Regions from separate parts of the Homo sapiens genome. Here region 1 is linked to region 2. Evidence: read pairs that join two places in POLR2A ChIA-PET (ENCODE). Cell type or tissue: Caco-2. All regions are shown on one strand. Each heading gives the region's core, and the rest is flanking DNA. Links, peaks and the distances in the headings are about the cores only.

Evidence for each region. ChIA-PET counts read pairs that join two places held together with the same protein. Peaks named below come from ENCODE experiments on the same cell type or tissue, not always from the same donor. Only the 100,000 strongest peaks of a DNase experiment are listed, where the experiment ranks them.
Region 1: POLR2A ChIA-PET joins it to region 2 with 5 read pairs; 2 of 35 experiments call an interaction of 5 or more read pairs at or near these places.

What each region holds. Positions count from the first base shown.
Region 1 is chr6:63,410,455-63,420,798 of GRCh38, forward strand. It overlaps a transcript of LGSN not described here. Among named protein-coding and RNA genes, the nearest start is that of LGSN, 96 kb to the left of the region's middle. RefSeq lists a silencer at 8,350-8,644 and an enhancer at 9,904-9,953. In Caco-2, for the core only: no CTCF peak of the experiment used is centred there; no DNase peak of the experiment used is centred there.
Region 2 is chr6:63,560,793-63,571,136 of GRCh38, forward strand. LOC124901228 (translation initiation factor IF-2-like) reads right to left here. Exons shown (of 2, transcript XM_047419610.1): 2 at 5,443-10,344. It also overlaps a transcript of LGSN not described here and a transcript of PTP4A1 not described here. Among named protein-coding and RNA genes, the nearest start is that of PTP4A1, 6.5 kb to the right of the region's middle. In Caco-2, for the core only: no CTCF peak of the experiment used is centred there; a DNase peak (open chromatin) is centred at 4,869.

The DNA of each region.
Region 1 (10,344 bases), core at 935-8,934, 150 kb before region 2:
CTTTATTTAGCAGCAGAAACTTTTTTCAAATAAAATCTTATTCAGATCAATATATAAATATATATCAATGGTATAAAGCCAATAAAAGTTTTTCAGTTGAACTATAAACCCACAAGGCTAACACAATTTGGGCATTTATTATGTGCTAGGTGCAATTCTAAAATTACACTAAAGCCAGTATTGGCTCTGGGGCTTCTTTCTTGGAACCATAAAGTGCAATGAACGCAGTTTAAAACCTGCTCCTTGGAAATTGTTAAGCTATTCAAGGACAAGAACCTATGACATGTGTTTTAACCAAGTATTTAGTATGGTATTGGGCACTTAATAGGTGTTGAAACAATTTTGGTGGACTTGAGTAGCACAGAAAAAGCTCATGAAATCTTAATGACCCCACATGCTGGTAAATGGTTGCTGCCTCATGCTCCAAACATACCACTTCCTCAGGTCAAAACCAGTTTTTTTCCAATTCCTAAGCAACGAGGTTTGGCATAAAGCTAGGCCAGAAATGTCAGTACAGGCTATTTCTTGGGGATATTTAGAGACACCTACTGAGTTAGTAGGAAATGTAAATTGTGCCTAAATTTATCAGGATTATTTCTCAGACACACAACTACAGTTCATCTCATCTCCAAAGTAGCCTCAGGACTCCAGAAATACTCCAAGGGCCTCTTCCTAAAATTGACTAGAAATTTTGCCAGCTCTCTAAAGAATAATATTGACTGTCCCAAAGATCTCTTGGTCAAAGTCTATATTCGTGATTTGGAATTTTCCCAAGCACCAGGAATTACGCTGTGAGCTAACATTTACGCAGACATTCTCCCAGTTACTTTCAGTTTTCGGTTTTGTTAGTTATCAAGTAAAGGGGATAGCAGGTAAGGAGAAAGTAGGCAAGGGCATCAGAGATAAGTTACACTAGGACATAGCCTTGGCTTGTGTGTCATCTTCTTTCTACATGCCATATCTCCTCCATTACTGAATTTTAAGATCTGTCCTTGAAGACAGAGACTTGATCTATAGTTCTATTGCGCTGCTCACACTATTAATGGTAATAATAATAAAATTAATTTTTATTGAGGCCTTATGAAGTGCTTAATATTGTGCTAAGGCCAGGCATGGTGGCTACACCTGTAATCCGAGTACTTTGGGAGGCCGAGAAGGGAGGATCCTTTGAGCCCAGGAGTTTGAGCTAACCAAGACAACATGGTCAGACTCTGAGTCTACAAAAAATAAAAAATATTAGCTGGATGTGGTGGTGTGCACCTGTAGTCCCAGCTACTCAGGATGTTGAAGCACAAGAATCCCTTGGGCCCAGGCTGAGGTTGGTTGGGGCTGCACTGAGTCATGATGGTCCCCCTGCACTCCAGCCTGGGTGACAGAGTGAGACCCTGTCTCAAAAAAGAAAAAAAATTGTGCTAAAATACTTAAGCACTATCAAATGTGCAAGTATTCAATGAACATTTCGCAATTAAAAACTCTAAAATAAAATATCTTATGTAGAAATATTTCTGGGTAAGCAAACAAAACAAGTAGAAATAAAATGAGTTTTTATTTCTTCTTATACTAAAGGTAAAGAGAAAAACTTAAAATAGTGAATTTTCAGGATTGTTTTTAGAGACTTGAAATGAGGGCAGGTCGGGCAAAGTGGCTTACGCCTGTAATCCCAGCACTTTGGGAAGCTGAGGTGGGCAGATCACTTGAGGTCAGGAGTTCGAGACCAGCCTGGCCAACACGGCAAAACCCTGTGTCTTCTAAAAATACAAAAATGAGCCGGACATGGTGGCAGAAGCCTGTAATCCCAGCTACTCAGGCAGCTGAGGCAGGAGAATCACTTGAACCCAGGAGGCGGAGGTTGCAGTGAACTGAGATCGCCCCACTGCACTCTGGCCTGGGCAACAGAGCAAGACTCCATCAAGAAAGGAAAGAAAGAAAGAGAGATGAAAGAAGGAAAGAAAGAAAGAAAGAAGAAAGAAAGAAAGAAAGAAAGAAAGCAAGAAAGAAAGAAAGAAAGAAAAAGAGAGAGAAGAAAGAGAAGAAAGAAAGAAAGAAAGAAAGAAAGAAAGAAAGAAAGAAAGAAGGAAAGAAAGAAAGAAAGAAAGAAAGAAAGAAAGAAAGAAAGGAAGGAAGGAAAGAAAGAGGCAAAGAAAGAGGGAAAGAAAGGGAAAGGGAAAGAAGGGAAAGAAAGGGAAGGAAGGGAAGGAAGGGAAGGAAAGGAAGGAAAGGAAGAAAGAAAGAAAGAGAAAGAAAGAAAGAAAGAGGGAAGGAAGGAAAGAAAGAAAGAAAGAAAGAAAGAAAGAAAGAAAGAAAGAAAGAAAGAAAGGAAGGAAGGGAAGGAAGGAAAGAAAGGAAAGAAGGAAGGAAGGAAAGGAAGGAAAGGAAAGGAAGGAAGAAAGGAAGGAAGGGAGAGAGAGAGTAAGAGAAAGAGAAAGAAAGAGGGAGAGAAAGAGAGAGAGAGAAAGGAAGGAAGAAAGGAAGGAAGGAAGAAAGGAAGAGAGAAGGAAAGAAAGAGAAAAGAAAAGAAATGAGGGCAAGTTAGAAAGAAGAAATTGATCATAAAATCATGTGCTAAAATAAGTCAATAAGGTGAGAACAATACATGGGGTATCATAATCCCTATAAACCATTATACAAATCCTGAAAAAGTAAAAACAGTTTCTGAATTAAACTACCAGTGTTGAACACTCATATTAATAAAATGTAAAGCAACACCATACATTACAGAGGTTATGGATTATCATGGAGATCTGTATAATTAATAATAATCTATTATTATTTGACATGTAATTTTAGAGACACCATTGAAGCTTTACAAAATGAACTCTAAATGCAATTTCATTTCAACCAAGGAAACTGATAATCAAGAATAGTTATATTCTTTTCCTAAATTTATAAAACTTTTCTTCTAAGAAATGGATACACAATATTATGAAATTAATTTAAAAAGAAAGATTGGCTGACATTTATTACATAAATGGTTGTTTCTCCTAATATCTAATTTTTACTCCTCTCTTACTTAACAGATTTGTGACTGATGACATTGCTTTATGAATAGCATAAGCCCTGTTTTAACTAAGTGGATCATTGGGCTAGAAATAGAGATTCCTGTGCTGTATTTCTAGCTCTGAGTAGTTCTGTGACCTTAGGCAAACTTCTCAGCAGGAATCTCAAATTATCCTAATTAAAACTAAAATGTCATTTTCCACCCACTATATGTATTGCACAAAGGTTGTGACATGATTATCCCTCTTTTTACAAATAATTGAGTTACTTCATATAAAGGTAAAATGCCATAAAATTATTTCTACATTAATGTCATATTTAATAATCTGAAATGATTTTGCCTTAATAGGATAAGATAGTAAGTGCAAACAGAATAGAGTTCCGATTATCCTTTAAAGTTAGTAATTATTGTTAGAATATATACTAGCTTTCATGTGTATATATATAATTCATTTATATTCAACTAAATCACCATGGCTATCTTGAATATTAGAGGCAAGAGGATTCATTATTATATTCACCAATATATTCAGTATTGGTGGCTGTTATTAAAGGCTTGTAATTAATAGGGGGCCAGTCGAGAAGAGTGGCCACTGGAATCACAAACACTGTACTTCCTCTCCCATGTTCTGCTTCATAACTATGATCAAGTCACAACATCTTAGCCTCAAGACATGAAGATAATAATACTGTCTTAATTTTGTTTTGTTTTGTTTTGTTTCAGGAGAGCTAAATGGGCTGCTGGGTATAAACTATGTGGCACAGGGCCTGATGCACCTGAGGTGCCAAAAAAAAAATATTAGTCTTTATTCTTTCAAGAAATCCTATGAGATCCTTGATATTTTTGTTGTCACATACATCTGTAAAATATCCCCCCATTTCCTTGAGAACCTGTCGTTCAATAAGTATAAAGTTTCAGTTTTGTTAGATGAAAAAGTGCTATACATCATAATGTATATAATATTGTAGTCTTCAAAATTCTTAAGAGAGTAGATATGTATTCTTTAGAAAAAAACCCAAAGGGACACAATGAAACTTTAGGAGGTGTTGATTATGTCTATTACCTTGATTATGGTAATGCTATTACCAGTGTTTGCATATGCACAAACTAATAAAATTGTACATATTAAATATGTGCAGCTTTTTATATATCAATTATACCTTAATAAAGCTTTAAAAAAATAGAAAATGTGCTGGGCGCGATGGCGCGTGCCTGTAATCCCAACACTTTCAGAGGCAGTTCACTTGAGCTCAGGAATTCAAGACCAGCCTGGGCAACATGGCCAAATCCCATTTCTACAAAATATACAAAAATTAGCCTTGTGTGGTGGTGTGGGCCTGTAGTCCCAGCTACTCAGGAGGCTGAGGTGGAAGGATTGCTTGAGCCTGGGAGGCAGAGGTTGCAGTGAGCCAAGGTTATGCCACTACACTCCAGCTTGGGCAACAGAGCCAGACGCCCTTTAAAAAAAATTAAATTAAAAATGAAAACTTTAAAAATTTAAAAATGGAGACTTTTTAAAATAAAGAATAAAATAAAATATCCCCCTCAATTAGTTCATTTTCATACTGCTATAAAGAACTGCCCACAGGGCACAGTGGGACGCGCCTGTAATTCCAACACTTTGGGAGGCTGAGGCAGGTGGATCACCTAGGAGGTCAGGAGTTCGAGATCAGCCTGAGCAACATGGAGAAACCCTGAAACCCTGTCTGTAATAAAAATACAACCAGGCATGCTAGTATGCACCTGTAATCCCAGCTACTCAGGAGGCTGAGGTAGGAGAATCTCTTGAACCCTTGAGGCGGAGTTTGCGGTGAGCTGAGATTGAGACACTGTACTTCAGCCTGGGAAACAGAGGGAGACTCCATTTCAAAAAATAAAAAATAAAAATAACTGCCCAAGACTGGGTAATTTATAAAGGAAAAAAGTTTAATTGACTCACAGTTCAGCATGGCTGGAGAGGCCTTAGGAAACTTACAATTATAGTGGAAGGCAAAGGGGAAGCAAGGCACCTTCTTCACAAGGCAGCAGAAAGGAGAAGTGCCGAGGGAAGGGGAAAGAGCCCCTGACAAAACCATCAAATCTTATAAGAACTCACTATCATGAGAATGGCATGGGCGAAAGCGCCCTCATGATCCAATTATTTCTACCTGGTCTCTCCCTTGACTCGTGGGAATTATGGGGATTATGAGGACTATAATTCAAGGTGAGGTTTGAGTGGGGACAGAAAGCCTAACCATATCAACCCTCATTTCTTGAGATAGCTAGAGCGACTTCCACTGCCTAAAAGTCAAAAGAGCTTCTCCAATCATTATGCTTTGCTACTTCATGAAGTTCTAAATTGTTGATGCATTTTACTTTGCACATTTTCATTCGGTACTCCCATAGATGTTGAGTAGGTAGCGTTATGTGAACTCTCTTTAGATTCACCCGGGCATTTATTATTCTTACATCTAATACCATCAAATACATGGAGAATGCATGCATTGGGAGGAGGCCATTCATTGATCTAATAGATTAAATAAAATAAAACATCCAAAATGAAGCAAAAGGTCCTTATTCCCTGTTTTCCTGACCATTGAGAAGAGAAGACAGCTCATAAACCTAGATTATTTCATCTTTATCTCAGATTTCATCTTTCCCTTCCATTTCCAAGGGAGATGCTTTTTTTTTTGCTTTTTTTTTTTCAGAATATTCAGCTAATGGTTGGCTCCATGGCTCATCTCTGAAAAAAAAATTACTTAGAGGCAGCACGATTCATTGCTACTGTCTCAAATGCTCCTAAGACAAAGAATCTTCTGCCAACACGGGCATACATGTTTGAATTAAGCATTCCCTATAGAAGTGAGCAGTTAATGGTCCAAGGAAACATCAGATGGCATTGAGGGCCAAACTGAGAAATAATGAATATATAGATATATCTTTGATATCCTGTATCACATCCTCCCTCAAGTAACTCAGTCTTTCTTTGCACTCCTTACTCCCTACAGGCTGCCACTAATAAATGAAATTTAAAATTCTTAGAGTAGCTGAATATGGGTTAAAATAAACTGAATCTGCTCATAAATAGAGTGGTTTATGTATTTTGTACACACAATTTATAAAATACATAGTTTTTTTGTTGTTGTTGTTTTTGTTTTTTTTGAGACGGAGTTTCATTCCTGTTGCCCTGGCTGGAGTGCAATGACGCAGTCTTGGCTCACTGCAACCTCCACCTCAGCAATTCTCCTACCCCAGCCTCCCAAACAGCTGGGATTACAGGCATCCACCACCACGCCCGGCTAATTTTTGTATTTTTAGTAGAGACGGGGTTTCACCATGTTGGCCAAGCTGGTCTTGAATTCCTGACCTCAAGTGATCTGCCCACCTCGGCCTCCCAAAGTGCTGGGATTGCAGGCATGAGCCACCGCACCTGGCCTAAGTAGATATTTAAAAGAAATATATATATACACTTTAAAAGTGTATGTACATACATATGTATGTACACACACACACACACACACACACACATTTAACGAAAGTCGAACTTACAGAAAAGAAATAAAATACACAGTCCTTATCAAAAACAGATGTGAAACAACATGGAAATCCCTCTTCTTTAACCTGTTTTGTGATGCTGCACCTGGCACCCTACAAACCACAGTTCTGCTTTGCCACCTGACCCTTGAAGGCACTGAAGAGAGACTACAGGCTGGAGGAAGAAAAGACATACTTCTTCTTGTCTGTTTCCCATTCCTATGAGAATCATCCTATTAATACTTCTTCCCCCCAGCTGCAGCAATTCCTTTCCATGGCTGCAGCTGAATCTTGTGTGCAATTTTTCTAACATTCACAAAACCAGGCTCATCACACCCATACCCCCACCCCACAACACACCAGCACCAGTGCCCTCAACTCTGAAGTTTGAGTTTCAGCTTTTCAGGGCCCTTCCTCTAAGTTTCTAAGTTTTACTAACTCTCCTATCTTCTCTTTATTCTCTCAGTCCTAAGGGTGATAGCTGCTTCCTATAGTTGCTATCTCCTTGATGACTAGAATTCACTTTTTACCCTTTCAGTTACCTGATTAATAACTTTACATTTTGTTATTAATTCTTCTGCTTCTGTCTGTTTAAATAGCAGATGTAATTTCTGTCTCCTATCTGGACCCTAACTATACTATGGCTTAACACATATAAACTGGTATCATATAAACCGAGTACACCAAGATTGCTTTAAAATAAAACTATGTAAAAGTGTGGCAGGGAAAAGAGTAAAGTAAATGTGTAGCTGTTAGAGGTTGTCAGATGGAGGGAGGAGGAAAATGCTGGAAGAAAGGAAAGGAGGACTCATAGTACTTAGTGTAAAGACCCATCCATGTATAGATACAGTGACAGTGTGACTATAACTTGATGCTACACAGGTAAACCATAGAACTGAAGATTAATGATATATGCCAATAAGATTGAGAGAAGAATAAAGAGGACAATGCAACCAAATTAAATTATTTTGTAACACAGCAGAATAATGTTTAGAGGTTATAAATTTTAAAATAATGAATAAGTACATTACCATATTTAACTATATGGAGATAAACCCCCAAACAACTGGAAACACATGATTACAGTGTTCTTCTTTAAGAAATAATACTGGAGGTATGCAGAAGTGAGATAAGGCTAATTGCCTTTCCCATAAATGTTTCCATTTAATTTTTAGTATTTTATTAATTTGATTGTTTAAATTTTAAAAATGCAAAGAAAAAGATGTTGACTTCTGGAATTATGTAGTAGACACTTTTTCACATTCCTCACAGTAATGTCAACTAAAAACCCTGAATATTATATATAAAACAAACAGGCCAGGTGCGGTGGCTCACACCTGTAATCCCAGCACTTTGGGAGGCCGAGGTGGGTGGATCGCAAGGTCAAGAGATCGAGACCATCCTGGCCAACATGGTGAAACCCCGTCTCTACTAAAAATACAAAAATTAGCTGAGCGTGTTGGTGCGCTCCTGTAGTCCCAGCTACTTGGGAGGCTGAGGCAGAAGAATCTCTTGAACCCAGGAGGCGGAGGTTGCAGTGAGCCGAGATTCCGCCACTGCACTCCAGCCTGGCGACAGAGCGAGACTCCGTCTCAAATAAAAAATAAAAATAAAAAGCAAATGAAACAAACATAAAACTCTGGGAGGTAGAAAGAAGGCGGACTGGCTAGGAACCTCAGGACTCAAGGGGAAATACAGTGATGACATCCCTGGATTTTCTTTTTGTCTCATGTATTCCAGATTTAGAGCTGAAGAAGTCAGTAACTGGGAAACACCAAAGTGTATAGACTAAAAAGCCCCCACAAAAGCCAGCTACTTCTAGCCAAAAAACCAGGAAAGGGGCAGCCTAGCAGGGCAGAAACCTTATAGACAATAGCTACTCTAAACAAACCCACAGAAAAAGCTGTGCCCCACCCCCACCGTGCCAGCAAAGAAAACTAGACTTCCCTCTTCACAGCATGAGGGGAACTTTGACTCCCAGCCTAGCAGTAATGAAGCAACCTTCCTTTCCCCACTGGGGTGGTGCCAGAGGATGCCCAGCAGAGTGTCAGGGCTTTCACTATCACCCATAGGTAATGAGGCCACCCTTGCCATGGTGTCAGTAGAAGTGAGGAGCACTGACTTCTTCAGCAATAAATCTGGGATACATGAGACAAAAAGAAAATCCAGGGATCTTATCACTGTATTTTCCTTGAGTCCTGAGGTTCCTAGCCAGTCAACCTTCTTATTTCTACCTTCCAGAGTTTTATGTTTGTTTTATATATAATGGTCAGGGTTTTTAGTTGTCATTAGTGTGAGGAATATGAAAAAGTGTCTACTATCATAAAGCACTAATAAGGCGTCTGGTTGCAGCCAAAATCCAATGTGTTGATTTTTTTAGGCACAACCATAAACGATTACGAAGGCTTTACCTAGCAGGCCTCAAGGAGGAAAGATGGTCTCCCCACACCAGATTTGGTGCACAACCAATACACTGCAAACTCTGAAGGGAATTAGAGCCAAGGGTTCAATCCTCCCTGACCAGCCATGCTTTTATGTATATCTGCATTCTTAGCTGGGGCTCCTCCATTTTGAGGCCTCCTTACCAGGGAAGCTTGAAGACACTTTGCTGCACTCTGCCTTAAGTACTTGATACTTTTTCGGCCTGGCAGGGTGGCTCACGCCTGTAATCCTAGCACTTTGGGAGGCCAAAGCGGGCGGATTGCCTGAGCCCAGGAGTTCGAGACCAGCCTGGTCAACATGGTGAAACCCGTCTCTACTAAAAATACAAAAATTAGCCGGCCGTGTTGGTGGACGCCTATAATCCCAGCTACTCGGGAGGCTGAGGCAGGGGAACTACTTGAAACAGGGGGGCAGAGGTTGCAGTGATGATACCACCTCACTCTAGCCTGGGCGTAAGAGCGAAACTCCCTCCCAAAAAAAAAAAAAAAAAAAAAAAAAAAAAAAAAAAAAAAAAAAAGCCTGGTATGGTGGCTCACACCTGTAATCCCAGCACTTTGGGAGGCTGAGGCAGGCGGATAATGAGGTCAGAAGATTGAGACCATGGCTAACACGGTGAAACCCCGTCTCTACTAAAAATACAAAAAAATTAGCTGGGCATGATGGCAGGCTCCTGTAGTCCCAGCTACTCTGGAGGCTGAGGCAGGAGAATGGCGTGAACTCGGGAGGCGGAGCTTGCAGTGAGCCGAGATCGCACCACTGCACTCCAGCGGAGGCGACAGACCGAGACTGCGTCTCAAAAAAAAAAAAAAAAGTACTTTGTACTTTTTCACTCCTAGACTTTTCCCTTCTGCATCCCCCCGGCCCCCTGGGCCCATAAAACTACAGTAGCCTTTTGTTTGGCAGTGAGACAACACCATCTCTGTGCTGATCCAGCTGGCCCTCAACTGATATGCCATTCCATGGGGCAAAACAGCCAGAGGAGTCAGCACTTTCTCCTTAACCTCTTGCATATACCAACACAGAAAGTGATTAAAGGCTTGACTGTTACTTTCATTTTGGCTCCTGGCTTTAACTGGCTACTCTAACACCTGTAAGTTCAGCACTCTCCAGCTCAGCTGGGCCTCTGATAGGTACTAATACTCCTTCCAGTTTGGGAGGTATCATTAGAGGCCTAGTTAGGAGCCAGAATTCACAGACTACCTGGCAGTAAAAAGGTGGTAGCGCCTTCCTTTGCTGCAGGGTTATCAGCAAAAGCCAATTAAAACATAAGTTTAAATAAAATCCAGAGTCTCAAAACACAATATTCAACATGTCCAGGTTTCCATTGAAAATCATTCATCATACCAAGAACCAGGAAGATCTCAAAAGGAATGTAAAAAAAAGATGTCATA
Region 2 (10,344 bases), core at 1,342-9,341:
TCTATGCTTATCTCCTCTCAGACCAGTAACAGTTCATAGATTGGCACCAGTTCACAGACTACACTTAGAGTAGCATTAGTCTGGGGAACAACATCTCTTGAAGTAGCCATCAGAATGAAAAGGAAGGGCAGATTTTCAGTAAAGTATTGCATAATCATATTTTATGATTCACTTTTACTAAACTCATGGAAGGATGAAATATAAGCCCAAATGCCAGTGCCTTTGTAATGGAATAATTCCTTTACAGGATCAGAACACGTAGGAAGCCAAATTAATAATTGAAAGCTTGTTTGTTTAGCAAAGAACCAGAGCATAAGAAAGTAAATAACCTTAAGGGATATTTCAAGGCCATGAGTACAGCCTAACAGAGTGATGGAAGCAGGGACTCTTGCAGTTAAGCCACTGGAATTTGAATTCCAGCTGCATCACATAATACTTGTATGACCCTAAGCTTTCTGAGGCTGCATGTCCTGATTTTTATAATGGGAGTAATATCAATCTGGAGAGATTTATGAAAGGTTTAATATAGTGCTTAATACCCAACACATAGTAAGCACTCAATAAATGTCAGTCAATGTTATTAATACTATCCTATAATAAGGTATATTTCTACAACAACCAGCACATTCAGTACAGATTCAATGCCTCTTCCCTAGACAGTGCCTGATAAACACTGACAACCTTCATATCTTTAGACCTTTCTATTCTGTGTACCCAGTCATCATCTTCCTTCTGTTCTCACAATCTTCCTCTGGGCAGATAAAATAAAATTGATTTTGTTTCCGCTTACAATCACATTCCAGGGCACTTACAATCACAACCCAGGTGACTTAGGTTATACCCAAGTCACCTTGGGTTTTAGATGTTTCCAAACGTTTAGAGGTGATTTCTTGGTTTATAGCCACAAACATGATACATAAACAACTTTAATTTCCCAGGGAGCTTCTCACTGGTTGGGCATTATATTCTCACATTTGATGGCAAACAAATACACATTGAAAGTAAATTATAATCAGATCAACTATCCAAGAACATGGAATCAGAACGAAAGTGATTATAAAGTTTTTGACAGCTGCTGTCAGGTTAGGATAACCTGGTGCTTCTATCTCTGCTGCAGAGAGTACAATAAGGCTACAGACCTATCGGTGCAACCTCTTTGAGCATTTATCTGAAATGATTTTTCCCCAACTGTAAGAGTATCATTTTTGGAAAAAAAATACAAAATATAGGAAGTTATAAATAAAAAATTGTTTATCATCACATCACCCAGTGACACCCATAAAGTATTTAAATGTCAGTTATTACCTGTTAACATTTTAGTTTATTTCTTTCTATTTTTATAGCATTTCTTTTTATTTAACATTACAATTATTTATTTATCTTAAAGACATTAAGATATTTTCTTTTTCTTTTTTTTTTTTTTTGAGACAGAGTTTTGCTCTTGTTTCCCAGGCTGGAGTGCAATGGTGCGGTCTCAGCTCACCACAACCTTCGCCTCCCGGGTTCAAGTGATTCTTCTGCCTCAGCCTCCCGAGTAGCTGGGATTACAGGCATGTGCCACCACACCCAGCTAATTTTGTATTTTTAGTAGAGACAGCGTTTCTCCATGTTGGTCAGGCTGGTCTCGAACTCCCGACCTCAAGTGATCCAACTGTCTTGGCCTCCCAAAGTGCTGGGATTACAGGCGTGAGCCACCTTGACTGGCAAGATACTTTTAATATCCGAAAAGTATTTCATTATATAGATACTTCAAGTGATATCACCCACTATGAGTTGATTTTTTAACTAATTTCTATCTCAGAGTCTGAGTATTCTAATAAATTCAACAAAACAGTGCAAATATGTGTTTAGCACATGGCTTGGAAAACAACAAGAGCACAATAAGTTTTAGCTATTCTTGCTGTTATTGTAATCTATCAAGAGTTTAATTGTTCTCTTAATACCTAAATATACAACTTTTAGGAGTCCCGCTGCTATATTCTCAAAACCCTCAGAAATAGTGTCTTTCTCTAAGCATACTTTGAGTGCCTTTATTTATTTTAAGTTTCTGGTTTATTCCCTACAAACATATTGCTAATGAAAATGTGAAATTATGGAACTTTTCATCAGTGTGCCTATACATTCAGCACCATAGCATAAAACAGGCTCAAAACCATGGCCTTATATCTCTGTTTGGCCTTTGACAATTTTTAGAGGCAGTGTGGCATTTTGTGATGTAAAACTTCTCCATTTTATTTCCATATTTCTAATCTCTCCACTTTTCTCTGCCTCCACTGTCCTGATCATAGTCAACACCAACATTGTCTTCCATTTGACAAGGCAGGAAATCTCAAGTGTTTCACCCTGTTAAAATAATTCTACTCTAGGGCCTTCTCCAATCCATTCTCCACAGAACAGAAAAACAATTCTCTTAAAACAAATTTCCTGATATGTGGTGTGATTCACTGTCAGCAAAATAAATCCAAATCCTTTCCATGGCCTACAAGGTCCTACGTGATCCAGTCCCTGCTAGATGTCCAGGCTTATTTCCTTCCCTTGTATTGCTGCAGTCCCTCAGGTCTTCCAACTCCTTGAGTACCAACCAAACTCCCACCTGAAATTCTGTGTTGTCATTTCCTCCACCAAAAATATCTCTCTTCCTCCCCCTCTTTTTGTGATTCATTCTCATCATTTAGATCTGGATCTCCTGGGAGACACCACCCCTGACTTCACTGTCTAAAGTAAGTCACCCCAGCCATTCTGTTGACCTCCTTCACAGCACAGATTATAAATATATTCTATGCTTATTTACTTGTTATTTTCTCTCTTTTCTCACCTGTATATAAATTTCATTGGGGCAGAAAACATGTTTATGTTATTCATAAGATAGCAGAGTGCCTGGCATATGCTAGGCATTTAACACATATGTGTTGGGGAAGGAGGGAAGGTTGACAGCCACAGCTATGGATGTAGGTGAAAACCCCAAGGAAAGTGGAAAGTGAGTCCAGGAGGCCCTAGGACAAAACTCCAGTGAACACCATTGTTAACGGGATTGAGAGACTAAGAACCCTGCAAAGAAAACTTAGAAAAACTGGGAATAGGATGCCCTAATAGAATTTTATGTGGGAAAGTAATATGATAGTATGCAAATAAATAGTGGTTGAGTATTTACTATGTGCATTAATATGTCTGAGGATTAAAGAAATACATTATAGGACAACTATATTTAATGGTGGCTCACGCCTGTAATCCCAGCACTTTGGGAGGCCAAGGCAGGCGGATCATTTGAGGTCAGGAGTTCGAGACCAGCCTGGCCAACATGCAGAAACCCCATCTCTACTAAAAATACAAAAATTAGCCGGGTGTGGTGGCAGGTGCCTGGTAATCCTAGCTGCTTGGGAGGCTGAGGCAGGAGAATCACTTGAACCCGGGAGACGGAGGTTGCAGTTAACCAAGATTGCACCATTGCACTCCAGCCTGGGTGACAGAGCGAGACTCTGTCTCAAAAAAAAAAAAAAAGAGAGAAATTTCAAAAGGCTTCTATACTCATTTTCTCTTATGTTCAGTATCTTCCAGCCATGAATGGAACTATAGAAATACACGAAGATAGCAACGTTTGTTGAACATCCCTAGTTAAAAAGCAACTGTGTTAGGATAAGAAAAAAGCATGACTGTTGTAGCTTTTGTTAAATAAATGTTATTATGCTTGCAGGAAATTGTTCAACAACATTTCTCCTTATGTAAGGCCTGCCCCAGTAATGCTGCTTAGGTCACTGTCTGTCTGGATTATCTGCAGCCTAAATGCCAACTCTGTAAATTAAACCTGTCAAGTGACAGCTTTGCCATAGCATGCATATCCAACCTTTAAAATTTATTTATACTCCATTCCCTTTCTCTAGCCAGATTAAATTCTCCTTTCCTAAGCTATTTTTGCCTCAGTTCAGACTGTGGCATAATTCAACATGTTCTAAACAATCACATGGAGACTGTGGCCTTCCTGATTTTCAATTCCCAAATGATTTTTATTCAGGCTATAGAACAGCAACAGAAATTTCACCAAATTTGCTAAAATAAGAAGAGTCTTCTCAAACTAGATTCCTCCAGGTACCAGTAGGCAAAACAGTCATGAGTTATGGATAGATTCATAATAAGTCCTTTATTCAGTGCCCCAAGGAAATGGTGCCTTTCAGCATGCAAATGAAAAGTATTCTCTTACTAATCAATCTGTCCATCATTTCTTTTTTGTTTTTCCTTGAGAGAGAGGGTCTTTGGTCTGTTGCCCCAGATGGAGTGCAGTGGCATGATCACAGCTCACTGCAGCCCTAACAACTCCTGGGCTCAAGCAATCCTCCCACCTCAACCTCCGAGGGAGCTACAACTACAGGAATGCACCATCATGCCCAGATAATTTTTTTTTTTTTGTAGAGACAGGGTCTGACTGTGTTGCCCAGGCGGTATCTGTCACATCTTAATACACACACTAAGCTCCTACAGAAGTAAATACTATATTAAGCGGCAGAGTTACTAATGTGAATACACATTCTCATTTGATTTGGAGACTACCTAGACAACTTTCAGGTTTATATTTAAATTGATTACAATTAGACATGAAAAAGGGACAGAGAATGGGCATAATAGAGATCGATTCAAGAGAATTGTTTCTTAAAATAGACTTTAAAAAAAAAAGTTGTTCAAAACTGCCTTAATCAATTTTACAGAGAAAATATTACCTCAAATGGTTTGATATGATGACTTGATAAGATGTTACTTCTGATCCAGCAGGATTCATTTATTAATATAAATATTTACATCTGTAGTACCCTCCTAGGTGGGTGACTGTTTCTATATGTCTGACTCAACAAAACACAGTAGCCCACAGGCAGCTATTGGCCTTTGGACTTTGTCCTTAGGCCAGATTCCTTAAAAGGCTTGTTGTGACAAGCTTATTTGCTCATTGGAAATTTCTGTGTCTAAATTTCCCACAGAAATTAGGATGTAGCTCTGCTACAGCATTTTGATTATTCATCAAAACTTACTCAAAAGACTTTTGATAAATCTTTAAATCAATGTCTTAAGGAAGAAAATTAAGTCACTTTTTAATATAGAGCATGTTTTAGTTTTGAACAATATTTAAGCACTGCAAATTATATGTTCATAGAGATTTAAGCATAGGCATACCTTGGAGATATTGCAAGTTCAGCTCCAGACCACCACAATAAAACAGGTATTACAATAAAGGAAGCCACATGCATTTTTTGGTTTCCCATTTACACTACATTGTTGTCTGTTAAATGTGCATAGCACTATGTCTAAAAAATGTACATACCTGTTTTGTCCCACTGAACCCATAGCTGGAGTTGCCTTAAAAGCAGCAGCAGGAGAATTCGTACAACAGAGTACCCCAAACCATTTGAAGACAGGGCTGGTTTGAGATTTCAAAGAAAGCAGCTCTAAATGCCAGAGTGATCAGTCCAAAACATTTATTAAAGGAACTTGCAGGGTGTTGCAATGTATTATTGTGATGGACAGCAAGAGAAAAGGGATGTTTTACCCACATTAGTCTGTAGCCAGGGGGTGAGGGGATGGAGTTTACATGAAAATTTAAGGAATTCGGCTCAGGGTCGGGGTCAGTTTCTTTCCAGTAAACCAAGACATTATTATCAGTGCCTGGGAATGTTCAAGCTGGTTTGGGTTCAAGCCAGCTGAGGAAAACCTATGGCTACAGCTGGCTGGGTCACTGTGATTTTGGTCAAGACACAGAAAGGAAGTGGGGAAAACGGGTACCCTAGAATACCTTAATTTAAAAATACTTTTGCTAAAAAATGCTAACAGTCATCTGAGCCTTCAGCAAGTCATAATCTTTGCTGTTGGAGAATCCTGCCTCAGTGATGATGGCAGCTGACTGATCAGGGAGGTAGTTGCTGAAGGTTAAGGTGGCTGTGGCAATTTCTTGAAATAAGACAATGGAGTTTGCTGCATTGATGACTCCACAAAAAATTTCTCTGTAGCAGGCAGTGCTGTTTGATAGTATTTTACACACAAGAGAACTCCTTTCAAAGTTGCAATCAGTCCTCTTAAAACTCACCCACTGCTTTATCAGCTAAGTTTATGTGATATTCTAAATCCTTTATCATTTCAACAATGCTTACGGCATCTTCACCAGCAGTAGATTCTATCTCAAGAAACCACTCTCTTTTCTCCTTCATAAGAAGCAACTCCTCATTCATTCAAGTTTGATCATAAAATTGCAGCGATTTAGTCAACTCTTCAGACTCTGTTTCTAACTCCAATTGTCTTGCTATTTTCACCATATTTGTAGTGATTTCCTCCACTGAAGTCTTGAACGCCCTCAAGGTCATCCATGAGAGTTGGAGTTAACTTCTTTCAAACTCCTGTTCATGCTGATACTTTTACCTCCTCTCATGAATGTTCTTAATGGCATCTAGAATCCTTTCCAGAATGTTTTTGGTTTACTTTGCTTAGATCCATCAGAGGAATCACCATCTACAGCAATTTATAACCTTATGAAATGTACTTGTTAAATATTAAAACCTGAAAGTCAAAATTATTCCTTGATCCATGGGTTGCAGAATGGATGCTGTGTTAGAAGGCATGAAAACAATATTACTCTCCTTGTACATCTCCATCAGAGCATTTCAGTGACCATGTGCATTGTCAAGGAGCAATAGTATTTTTAAATAAATCACGTTTTATCAGTAGGTCTCAACAGTGGACTTAAAATATTTAGTGAGCCATGCTAAACAGATGTGCTGTCAACCAGGTTTTGTTCTTCCACTTATAGAGCACAGCAGAGTAGATTTAGCATAATTTTTAAGGGTCCTAGGATTTTCAGAATGGTAAATGAACATCTGCTTCAACTTAAAGTCACCAGCCACATCAGCCCCTAACAAGAGAACTGCCTGTCCTTCGAAGCTTTGAAGCCAAGCATTGACTTCTATAGCTATGAAAGTCTTGGACAGCATCTTCTTCCAGTATAAGACTGTTTTGTCTACATTGAAAATCTGTTATTTAGTGTAGCCACCTTCATCAATGTTCTTGGCTAAATCTTCTCAATAACTTGCTGCAGCTTCTCCATCAGCACTTACTGCTTCACCTTTCATTTTTATGTTAGGGAGAGGGCTTCTACTCTTAAACCTCATGAATCCACCTCTGCTATCTTCAGACTTTTCTTCTACAACTTCCTCACCTCTCTCAGCCTTCATAAAAATGAAGAGAGTTAAGGCCTTGCTCTGAATTAGGCTTTGACTTAAGAGAATGCTGTGGCTGGTTTTCTATCCAGAACTCTAAAACTTTCTCCTTATCAACAATGAGGCTGTTTCACTTTCTTATCATTCCTGTGTTCACTGGAGTGGCACTTTTAACTTCCTTCAAGAGCTTTTCCTTGGCATTCACAACTTGACTGTTTTGGGTATGAGGCCTAGTTTTCGGCCTATCTCTGCTTTCAACTTGCCTTACTCAGCTTAATCATTTTTAGCTTTGATTTAAAGTGAGAGATGAATGACTCTTCCTTTCACTTGAACACTCAGAGGCCACTGTAGGGTTATTAATTGGCCTAATTTCAGTATTGCTGTGTCTCACTGAGGGACTGGCCCATCAGCGGAGCAGTCAGAATATATTCAACATTTATCAAATAAGTTTGCCATCTTAAATGGGTACAGTTTGTGGTGGCCCAAAACAATTCCAATAACAATATCAAAGATCACTGTTCACAAATTGCCATAACAAATGCAATAATAATTTAAAAGTTTGAAATATTGGGAGAATTACCAAGATGTAACACAGAGACATGAAATGAGCACATGCTATTGGAAAAATGGCTCTGATAGACTTGCTCGACAAAAAGCTGTCACAAACCATCATTTTGTTAAAAAAAAAAAACAATATTTGCAAAGCACAATAAATGAAGGTATGCCTGTATACTACATATTTATTTTTAATAATCATATAAGAAAATTAATTGGATATAAAATAGGCTGTTCTAAAACAGCAAGAGGGAAATAAACTTTAACAATGCTGACAGCAGCCATGGCATACTTGAATTTTTAGGACTCTTGTTAAATATGGGTATGGGAACTTACCCTCTGCACTAGTATCCAGACACTTACTAGATTATGGCCCATTGGGGTATTTGCCTCTATTACATATATTTGCTAGACTGTCATTATACCTTGCAATCTAGTGTCTTTTTCTAGGTTGATATTGTCACGTTTAATCTATTATGGCAATGATATTACTCTTGCTATGTTAAATGTTTTTATCAGACTTCCTTGTAGCCCCAACCAATCTGAGAAGATTGAAAATCAAGGAATCCTTCACTCCTTTTGTAAACTTGGTAAAATGGAATCAATGTTTACTAGATCTGCTGTTCTTGTGAAGATTTCTCTGTTCTTCTTCATCAAGATTTGCCAATCTTCCTCTGCACTCTTGCCTTCTGCAGTCTTTCCTCTTCCATAAAAATATCGCTTATAATATTCTTTTTTTGAAATGAAGTCTCACTCTGTCTCCCAGGCTAGAGTGCAGTGCCATGATCTCGGCTCACTGCAGCCTCTGCCTCCCAGCTTTCCAGTGATTCTCCTTCTTCAGCCTCCCAAGTAACTGGGATTAGAGGTGCCTGCCACCATGCCCAGCTAATTTTTTGTATTTTTAGTAGAGATGGGTTTCACCATGTTGACCAGGCTGGTCTTGAACTCCTAACTCCTAATCTCAGGTGATCCACCCACCTTGGTCTCCCAAAGTACTGGGATTACAGGCATGAGCCTGTATGCCACCATGCTCAACTTCCTTATAATATTCTTCTAGTCTTATTTCCCAACTGCTGGCTTTTATATTTTGAATTGTCAATAGAAAGCCCTGCCTATCGTGATGAGGTTAAGGACACATGTTTTGCTGAGAGAAGTAACTTCCAGCTGAGAATCTTGTTTAGCAGGAGAGAAAATCCTCTATTTTAGAGCCTCTCCTGGAGCTTAGAGTAAGCATTGGCTTTTAGAGGTGTTTTCTCCCTTTTTGATGTCTGGAAGCACTATTTTCAAGTCTGTTAGAGACCCACTTTAAATAAGTACAGGTGCTAATGCTCTGAGTGCAAGTCTGTAAGGGTTAGTGAGTCCTCAAATCACAGAAGTCTCCTGACCAATGCTGGGATGTTCTACTGTTCTCCAAGAATCTGCAGCTTAAAAGTATTAAACTAAATACAGCAGACACCCTCAGCATAGCAGTGAACCACAATGGCAGCTGACAAGCAGGAACATTTAATGGATTGGTCAGCAAGACCACACTTATATCTTGTTTAAAATGTGTCCTTTCCTTTGGGAGACTGAGGCAGGCAGATCTCTTGAGGTCAGGAGTTCAAAACTAGCCTAGTCAACATGGAGTTTTCTAAAAGTACAAACAAATTAGCCAGGTGTGGTGGCAGGTGGCTGTAATCCCAGCTACTTGGGAGGCTGAGGCAGGAGAATTGCTGGAACCCAGGAGGCTGAGGTTGCAGTGAGCAAAGATTGCACCACTGTGCTCCAACCTGGGCAAAAGAGCAAGACTCCATCTCAAATAAATACATAAAATAAAATGCATCGTTTCTCTCAACAGCAAAAGCCTTATTTTTTCATCCTTTAAATATGTTACTTTCATAGTAGGATAAGATGGTACCTTGTCTGAGAGGCTAAGACCCCCAGGCCACTTGAGAATTTGAGAGCTTTTAGAACTTGATGAGCATAGCTGACTGGATACTTCGTGTCAGCACTGCTTGTGGTAATTACAGGATCTGTGGATCACAAGGCTCACAACTTGTATCACAAGTTCTACAAGAAAATTGGCTAACACATATTTGGCTCTGTTAATCATTTGCTGAGTTTATATCTTGTCCCACCAAATGTATTTTTTGAAATGCCATTACATGAAAAAGTTTCACTATTCCAATTATCTGTGTTTACCAACTTGTGGAGTAAGAGTGGCTGACTGAATATGTGCTTTTTAACTACACTATTATATACATTGGCCAAGCTTTTTATATTAACCCTACCCATGAAGTATCACCAATATTTCCCCCAGTGTGAAATTGACATTTGTCAAAAGCCTTTTGCCATATAAAAGTTTTTAGTTCTTATATATGAAATCTGTCCCTTTTTTTCGACATGAGTTCCCCAGCCTGCTTAGCTTTGCCCCTACCACCCAAGATTTTTAAGCTTTCTATATTTTCTTAGAATTTAAGATTTTAAAGTCTTTACTTTTTTAAATCATTTATTTGTAAAGGGACATATTTCTCAAGTGTGCTAGTTTTCCTTGATTTTAATGGATTAAAATGTGTCGTAGGTGAGCCATTTTCTTCCAAATGACGAAGAGTTTTTGTTCCTT